2 separate regions of the Mus musculus genome follow, and region 2 is linked to region 1. A link is a loop called in an ENCODE intact Hi-C map of the cell type or tissue named here. Cell type or tissue: left cerebral cortex. All regions are shown on one strand.

Region 1 (4,000 bases):
TAAAGCCATTAACAACAGACAAAAATGGGGTCAAAGAAAAGCAGCAGTTTATGTCAGCCTTAGGAGCCCATGTAAAACTGGGGTTGTGTTTGGAGTAAGGAAGGGCTTCAGCATCTCTTAGGGACGTTTGCAGAATGTCATGAATTGAAACTGTCCCAAGTTCAGAGGTCATTGCCATCACTTTGCTTAGGTGATCCCATTGTGACTTTCCACTAACAGACATGTGGACTGAAAAAGAGCCTGGTAATGCCAGAGAGCCCTGATTCCCCAGAGTCTCGTGAAATAGTGCTTGGATCTGATTACAGCTGACTTGCTGCAAAACCCATTCAAGTTCCACAGCACAGAGCAGCCTGTCCTTGTGCTGTATTCCAGAGGGCAGGATGAGATTAACCACATTTAGCTAAAATACAAAACGGAGCACAGTGACCAGCATCCAAAGTATGTCAAAGAGTTGTGAGAGCTCAGCAGAGAAAAGGAAAGAAGCGTTCTCACCAAAAGAGATGAAATGAAAAGTGGGAAAGTTTCTCTAAGCACGACGTCCATTTCTGGGCCTTCTGGGATGGATAGAACAGGAGCAGGTTCAAGTGGAAGGCAATCACATTCCATGTGTAAGAAACTAAGTACAAAAATCTTTCAAAAATGGAAACACAATGATAATGTTCTTGGAAAATGCTACAGGATCAGTTCTTTTGAGAAGAGCCATCTAATTCTGTTACTATCGTAGGACACCCAAGACTGGATAAGATATAAAGAGTTTTATTGGCTCTTAATTCTGGGAAATCAAAGTAGTATGGCACTAGTGTCTGGCTTCATCTTAACAAGGCATCTAAGGGGACACACTTTGAAACCATATATAAGAAAATAGAAACAACTGGAGACAGCCCCACGGATTCTTCTTAACCCTCATCTATAGAAGCTAGCCCCATAGAAGTATCTGACTCATCCCTGCTAGAGGGAATGAATCCCCAGTAGAAGTAGGACTGTTATGAACCTGATGGCTTTCCACTAGCCACACCCTGTAAAAATCATCTATCTCTCTATAGTCTCGCACTGAGGACCAAGCTTCTTTGAGCATCAACTGCTGTCAGGTAGAACATGTCCAACATGTTCAAATACAGCAGACACATGTGGAAAATTACAAAGAGCAAAGCTGACTTGAAAGTTTCATTAGGGATTGCATAATTTTACATATTACGAAGGCCAAAGAACATGCATGTTTCCTGAAAGGTCAGCAGACTCAGAATGAATAAGCAATAATGATGTGTCCTTAGTTCTGGGATGTGAAAAAAACATCACTCTTTCAAATACCATACATGTGTAGAGAACTAATCCAGAATTTTTATATGGGTAAAGTAGTGCATTCATGGTGACTTGCTGAAGACAGTGTATTCCACATGTCCCCAAAATTGCCTCTGTCCTCCCTCTCCTGTGCTGCCAGCCACTTTCAGCTCAGGATCGTGTCTGCACTGAGATTGCTCTGCACGATTTTCCAACAAAGACTTAAAGATAGGAACACTCAGTGGAGGTGATTTTATCACAGCAAACAACACTTTGCAGGAAGCAGATTCCTGTCTGTAACTGTGGGCAGCAGTCAAAAGCAGCCCCCTGGATTGCTGCAATGGAGAAGCTCTTAGCATAAGGAGAAAACTTCAACCTGGAAACTGAAGACTGCACGGTGTAAGCTTGATGTCTGTCAGGGTCTTGAAGAAAAGAAGTGGCCTTTCAGTCACTAAACACACAGGTCTGGGCTCCTCTGCCAGCACTCATGTAACTGATGTTGTTCTGCAAATCTGTTCAAGCAGTGAACATCTGTTAAGCACTCACTGTGTGTCACACATGATGCAAAGGTAACTGGAATGAACAGTTGTCATTTTGTCTGTTGAGGGTGCCTTCTGTTCCTCCTTTTGATCAAACAATAATGTTCGTCCTTAGATATACCTTGGGCATCCCTACAGCCACTTGGATGAGAGGTTGGCTCATCCAGATTTGTCCCCAGTCTTATTCACCTGTCCTCTAAACTCAGTAGCTATTCCAAGTGTGGACTTGGAACCTGATCCCAGCTACCTAGAATAATCTTCTGCAGAAGCATTTGATTATGTGCGTGTGCATTTGTGTTGAGATATGTGCAGTGAAATGTAGTTATCCATGGGGTAAAGAAAAAGAGTGTGGGGTTCTCTGAAATTGGTGTTCCACTTGATTGTGAGCTACCCAACAAAGTGCTAGCTAGCATCTGAACTTGAGTCCTCTGGAGGAGCAGTAAAAGTGGTTTAAGTAAGGCTTAACTACTGAGCCATCCATCCAGCCTGAATGTTCTCTCATCTTTTTAATTATAAAATATCAGGATAAAATCTCGAGTCATTACACAATTATGACTAAATAAAAGTTCACTTGAATTGTGACTGTATAAAAGCTACTGTTGAGGAGTAGAACATGACTCAAGTGATATCAAGACCTGAACATGGGAATCTGGATGCAGCCTCACAGTCAAGCCAAGCATTTCTGTTCTGAGTGAGATGTGCAAAGTAGGTTGAAACCTACTTTGCAATGAATGCAGGTCAGATGGTATGCAGTGGTACCCAAATGTATCCAAGCTCTGTGTTGGGGAAAAAGCTCCAGAGATATGTATGGTGGGATCATTACATTGCAATGCCACAACTAGTCGGGTGGATGCATATGCAAATGTATAGAGTCAGTGCTATAAATTAATTGCAGTGGTAGACTACATACCTGGTTTCGCAGGAGGTCAATAATAGGACATAAAATTCTTTCTTTATATGGGCTTGCCAGAGCATGTTCCTCAAGAATAGTTTAGTGGTTTTGTTTCAAAGCAAAAGTAGGAGTGACAGTCCAGAGAGAAGAGGGTATAAATATGTGGTTTTAAGGTACTGGGTGGACTATTTGTATGGTTGCTGATGTTGGGAAGGAATACATGTGAAAGAAAAGGGCTTCCTAGTGACAGCGTTCTTGAACAGATGTTATCCCACCAGCAGGAAAATGCCAAGCTGGTCACTCAGTGAGTTTTACGGGGCTGTAGTGCATCTTAGGAACTGACTTGAAGGCACAAGAAAATTATGCAGGTCCAGTGAATCACAATCAGCAGCTATGTAGAGGGAGGGGGACTAGAAAGAACACCTCTGTGTCCATCAAGTCTGCGAAATACACTTTTTTTTTTTTTTTTTTTTACTGTCCATGAGACCCATTGACCTTGAATAATCTTAAACCATGCCCTTCTTGCTGTGCTATTTCTGTTATCTCAGGACAGTGTTCCAGGTACACATTTCTCCTGTAGAGGCTGCCAGTCACCCTATTTATTGCAGCAACTTCTTCCTACCTAGAAGAAAGCTTTCCTACAAGATTGGTGAGACCTCTCGGCTTTGCTGCTGGAGAGTTCTAAGACTGAAGTTGCTGAAGAACTGGAGCTGTTTCCTACGTCCTCCAAATCCCTAACACTCCAGGGCTCACCACCTGTTGATGGTCAGTGAATATTTACCCAACAGAACTGATGGGCTTGCCCTGGTCCCAAGGTATGAATGCCCAGAGTGAAAACTTCACACCTTCACTTCTCTGAAAGTTGGAGCTACTAGTTTGTCATTAATTATCCAGCCATCGGAGCATTTGGGCTTAATATTTTAAGAAGCAGAATTTTAATGAGAAATGAAGTGTAAATATTTATGCCCCCAAATACAACACAGCAACAATTAATGGGAGCTTCTTTCTTGAGTGTCAGGGTTTCGGAGCATCCTGTTCCCTAATTATATTCCACAGCCTGTATCTGAAGGCCTGGGCTATTTTGACTCACCCTTTTGCATGGCCTCGTTTTTGTAAGTACAAAAGTTCAAGAATAAATATAGGACCCAGATCGGTCTTCAAGAGCTAACCCAGAATAAGCATGGTGAATCTATATAAGAAATCTGATTATATTCTCTTGTGGAAAAAAGATCCGTTCTTTATGTCAACCTGCTATAAATTTCTATAATTGTCTAAGCAGGTATTCGTCTTC
Region 2 (4,000 bases), 320 kb after region 1:
AATTCTGACTATGCTTTATTCTTATCCCTTTTTTTCTGATACCTCCCTCTCTCTTTAAATATTTCTCCCCCCCATGAAGAGCCTTCCCCACCCCCCATTTTCTCTGATGAAGACTCTCAGGGTTTCTCTTTTGAGCTAGTACTTAGGAACAGACACGGTGTTCTAGAAACTGAAGCAAACATACACCTCCAGGTCTTCGCTCTCATGGAGCGTATCTCCTTGTCTCCTTGTGGGGGAGTTCAGCATAGTAAGCAAGTGAGTCAGTCAAGTAGCAGGATGACGATAGCTAAGCACACTCAGGGGCCACACAATTGTCTTAAGAAAGACCAAAAGATTTGAAAAAAGGGAACTGTGACGAACGAGGCTTATCTCTGAGATAAGCCCACTGAGGACAGCTAAAAACACTTCCCACCTTTGACACACAACCTTGCTAGTTTATCTGACTGCCTGGAAGTTCATCGGGAACTCAAAATATTTTCTCATCTCCTGGACAACTGTCTATCAAGAAAAGCTGGGTAGATTTGGAAGATGGCCTCTAAGGGTACAATCATCCTTCATACTTTGAAAGAAAAAAAAAAACAAAACTAAAACTAAAAACTTTGCTCTCAAGAGTCAATGCAATAATACTTTTTAAGAAAAGTTAGTGTCAGTCAAAGAAATTGTCAATAAGGAGGGAATCCAGGCAAGGAAAAGAAGTGGGAAGGTACACAGGCAAGTTATTTCTGGCACAAATGTATGCACATTCACTGTTCAATTAAAAAGGCACTGGGTACCAGTGTTCTGAGCAGGAATTCTCCACAAGGACATCTTCCCTAAGCCCCTCCAGAGATCTGGTGATCCAATCCCTTGTGACACTGATGCCTTCCACCTTGGTCTGTAATATCATTGATTGGTTTGGTGGTCCATCACTATACCTAATACAAGGTCTGGTGCAAGGCTTGTGTTCAGCATGCCTACCCATCAATTAAAACAAGTTAGGCCTACAGAGAAATATCAGAGATTAATTTGAAATTTCGGAGTCCAATCAAAACTCCATATTCCCACACTGAAAACCATTTTGTGTCAGATCATGAAACTTGACATGGTCACACTGAACTAGAGCCCAGGCTAACTGCCTTAGGCCCCTCAACTTACCAGCAACCCTGACTTTTCATCTCACACTTCCCTGATTTTTGTTTCCATCCTTAGCATATACCAGTCTAAGCAGGAGGGATTTTCATTAGTTCTCCCGCTTTGTCTTCTACTAGATGTGCACAGTGGTGAGGGCTTCCATCTGTTTTATTCCCCACTGTGTCACTGGCAGGAAGAACAGTCAGTAGAGCGGGGTTGGAACTCAGCAAATGAGTTAAAGGTGTAAATGGGATTCTAAAACTGCTTGCAGAGATAAAGACCAGTGACATCCCGAACTGGCTGAAGCAGATCACGAGGAAGGAAGTGACTATAGCATCCATACCCCTTTCCCCACATTCCTGTTGTGGCCTTACAGGTAAGATCTTTCGTGAGAGTCACATTCCAAGCAAAGCTTCCGTCTATCCCAAGCACTCAGAAGCCAATAGTCTGCAGGTCTGTGGGAGAGCTCCGAGGTCCCTTTATAGGAAAACGCTCTGCACACTCACGTGTGTTATTTAGACATGTTGAATAGGCTGCTAGAAACCGATGTCTGTAAATTTTACATAAAACTGTTAACCTGTCATTTATATTAAACATTAAACAAACCCTGGCAAGGTTAGGTCATAGGTTTCACTAGCAACAGAGTGTTGGATCTGAGCTGTAGACCCATGTTTCAGTCCTATGCAGGCTGCTTCTTGTCTGGCAGCTGAAGGTACTGTCATTTGCGCCCCCTGCTGGAATGTTACCAAAAAGCAGGCAGTATGCGGAAGGAAAGAAAAAAAAAATTAGGAAAGATGTCCTTTGGGATCTATTTCTGTTATGTTTAAGCCTTTCCTTCAAAGAATAATGTATTCATTTTTCTAGTCCTCTCCCGGTAGCACATAACTATTGACAAACTATGGCCCAGTAAATATTATTCTAACGGCCTGCAAAAGCTATGGACTTAATTCCCTGTGGGTGGAGGGAGCTGAGAAGGCTTCATGCCAGAGGCAGTCCTGAAGATGGATTGTGGAGGCTGTTTGCATCAGCTGCTTAAGATGCTGCTTAACGCAGACACAAAAAGTAAGCTGTCTGAAGACTCGGTGATGCCTCTAGGATCTAGGGAGATGCCGAAAATCCAGGCTTGGAAAATGAGAAGGAATGAAGGGGACCAGACTCCAGGGATCATGTCAAGATGGTACCCAAGGAATAGCTCCGCTGGGAGCACATCCTGAGACTTGGATGCTGCTGCTGACGCCAGCCACTTGATCCATGACCCAAGTTGATGATAAACACTCTACAGTTTCTGTGTCCTTACACTTCTCCCTCCAGATTCCAATTCCCTGGTGGGATCATTTAACTGAGTTCAGGGCTACAAGATACAAACTAGGAAAAGAAACTCTACCTCCAACTAGGAGCATCTCTCTGACCAAGACAGTGGAGATTCTATATAGAAAAAAATGATATTTGGTTGCTGGGTACCTTCCAGACACTTAGTGGGACTTTGAGTGGTGATGGAGGGAGAGCCCCCCCCCCCCCAAAACAGTACTGAAGTCTGTAATGAGAACACATAGATCTGAATTTCAATCTGGAATCCTCTGTACCTTCAGAAAACTGACAACGTTTCCTAATCTGCAGATTCGCAATTGTTAAAATAGAAATTATACCATCTGCTCTTTTGAATAGCTGTGAAGATTCCGTTCAATCATTCATTCACTTTTCCAAACCCATCTTGGAAAATGCATTAAGTGTTTGATACTGAACTAGGCTCTAGGGACAAATTCTGAAAAAAGAGAAAAATGAAAGATAGAAAGGCAAACACTTTGTGCAGATGACCAACTTAGACAAGAGAGACCACAAAACTGGTTATGCTTCACTCTCCCCCAGCTGAGTCACTGTCTTCTAACTTTTCTCTGTTTTTGATTAAGCAATATTGTCCTTCCCTACAAATATATCTACTTAAGACATATGTACACACTAAACTTAAAAGTAAAACTACAGCAAAACACTTTAAAAGACAAGGGATGTAGGTCCATTAGTAGAGTACTTGCCTAGCACACTGGTTTGAACCACAGCACTAAAATAACTGGATGCTATAGTTTATGTCTATAATCCCAGCACTTGAAATTAGGAGCGGGAGAGCCAGATGATGTCCAAGGTCATCTTTAGCTACAGAGCAACTTGGAGGTCAGCCCAGGATATATGACCCTGTCTGAAAACAGACAAAGATGAAAAAACAACTCTAAAAGTTAACGCTGATCCTGGAAATTGTAATTCTTAGAAACAGTGAGGCTCAGAGATGACGTAACTCATGGAGAGTGCACATAAGATGAAACTTATTTAAATCTGCCCTCATTTTAGGTTTAGTGGCTGTGATGAACTCCGATGCAGGCACACCCCAATTACAATTAACATGAACATTAAGTAGATATAAAATATAAAAGCCAGAAAGGCAAATTAAATAATCAAAATTTCACAAGTGTTTTGTAGTCAGCAAAATGTCTTTTAGGTGTATTTTATCATTTCCTCTTAATCATTCTCCAGTCACTAATCTACAGGAAAGACTAGGAGACGAAGAGAGAGGAAACAGTGGGCCTAAGGTCATGGGGACAGAGGCTGGCCTCATCACAGCCTTCAGTCTCTTGCTTTCTTGTTTAAGAAAGGGAGTCTAGATAGAAAGCAGATGGTTCCATGGCTAAGTTGGGGACTGGAGAACTGCAGTGTTCATATTTTCTAACCTCAGATGAAAAGTGCTGTCTGTCCTTCTGTAACACCTTGGAAGACAGTTCACTTGTCACAGAGCAGCCAAAAAAGTGCTACACTCCTCAGCTCAGGCTCTGGAACTGGTGTCTAGATACTCATGGCAGACATAGGTTATAACCCATTCAGGCATCCCATGCTTGACTATCTT

What was found. Peaks named below come from ENCODE experiments on the same cell type or tissue, not always from the same donor. Only the 100,000 strongest peaks of a DNase experiment are listed, where the experiment ranks them.
Region 2: it touches region 1 in a loop (3-fold over the local background); 4 of 42 quality-filtered maps call a loop at or near these places.

Annotation. Positions count from the first base shown.
Region 1 is chr5:39,315,188-39,319,187 of GRCm38, forward strand. LOC115490181 (a long non-coding RNA gene) reads left to right here. Exons shown (of 4, transcript XR_003955907.1): 2 at 3,258-3,474. Among named protein-coding and RNA genes, the nearest start is that of Gm40292, 10 kb to the left of the region's middle. In left cerebral cortex, no CTCF peak of the experiment used is centred here; DNase peaks (open chromatin) are centred at 1,515 and 3,842.
Region 2 is chr5:39,637,819-39,641,818 of GRCm38, forward strand. All of the region lies in intron 1 of Hs3st1 (heparan sulfate (glucosamine) 3-O-sulfotransferase 1), which reads right to left. Among named protein-coding and RNA genes, the nearest start is that of Hs3st1, 4.8 kb to the right of the region's middle. In left cerebral cortex, a CTCF peak has its summit at 1,851 (motif pointing left); DNase peaks (open chromatin) are centred at 256, 1,406, 1,851, 2,104 and 2 more places; H3K4me3 peaks cover 2,612 bases; H3K27ac peaks cover 1,273 bases.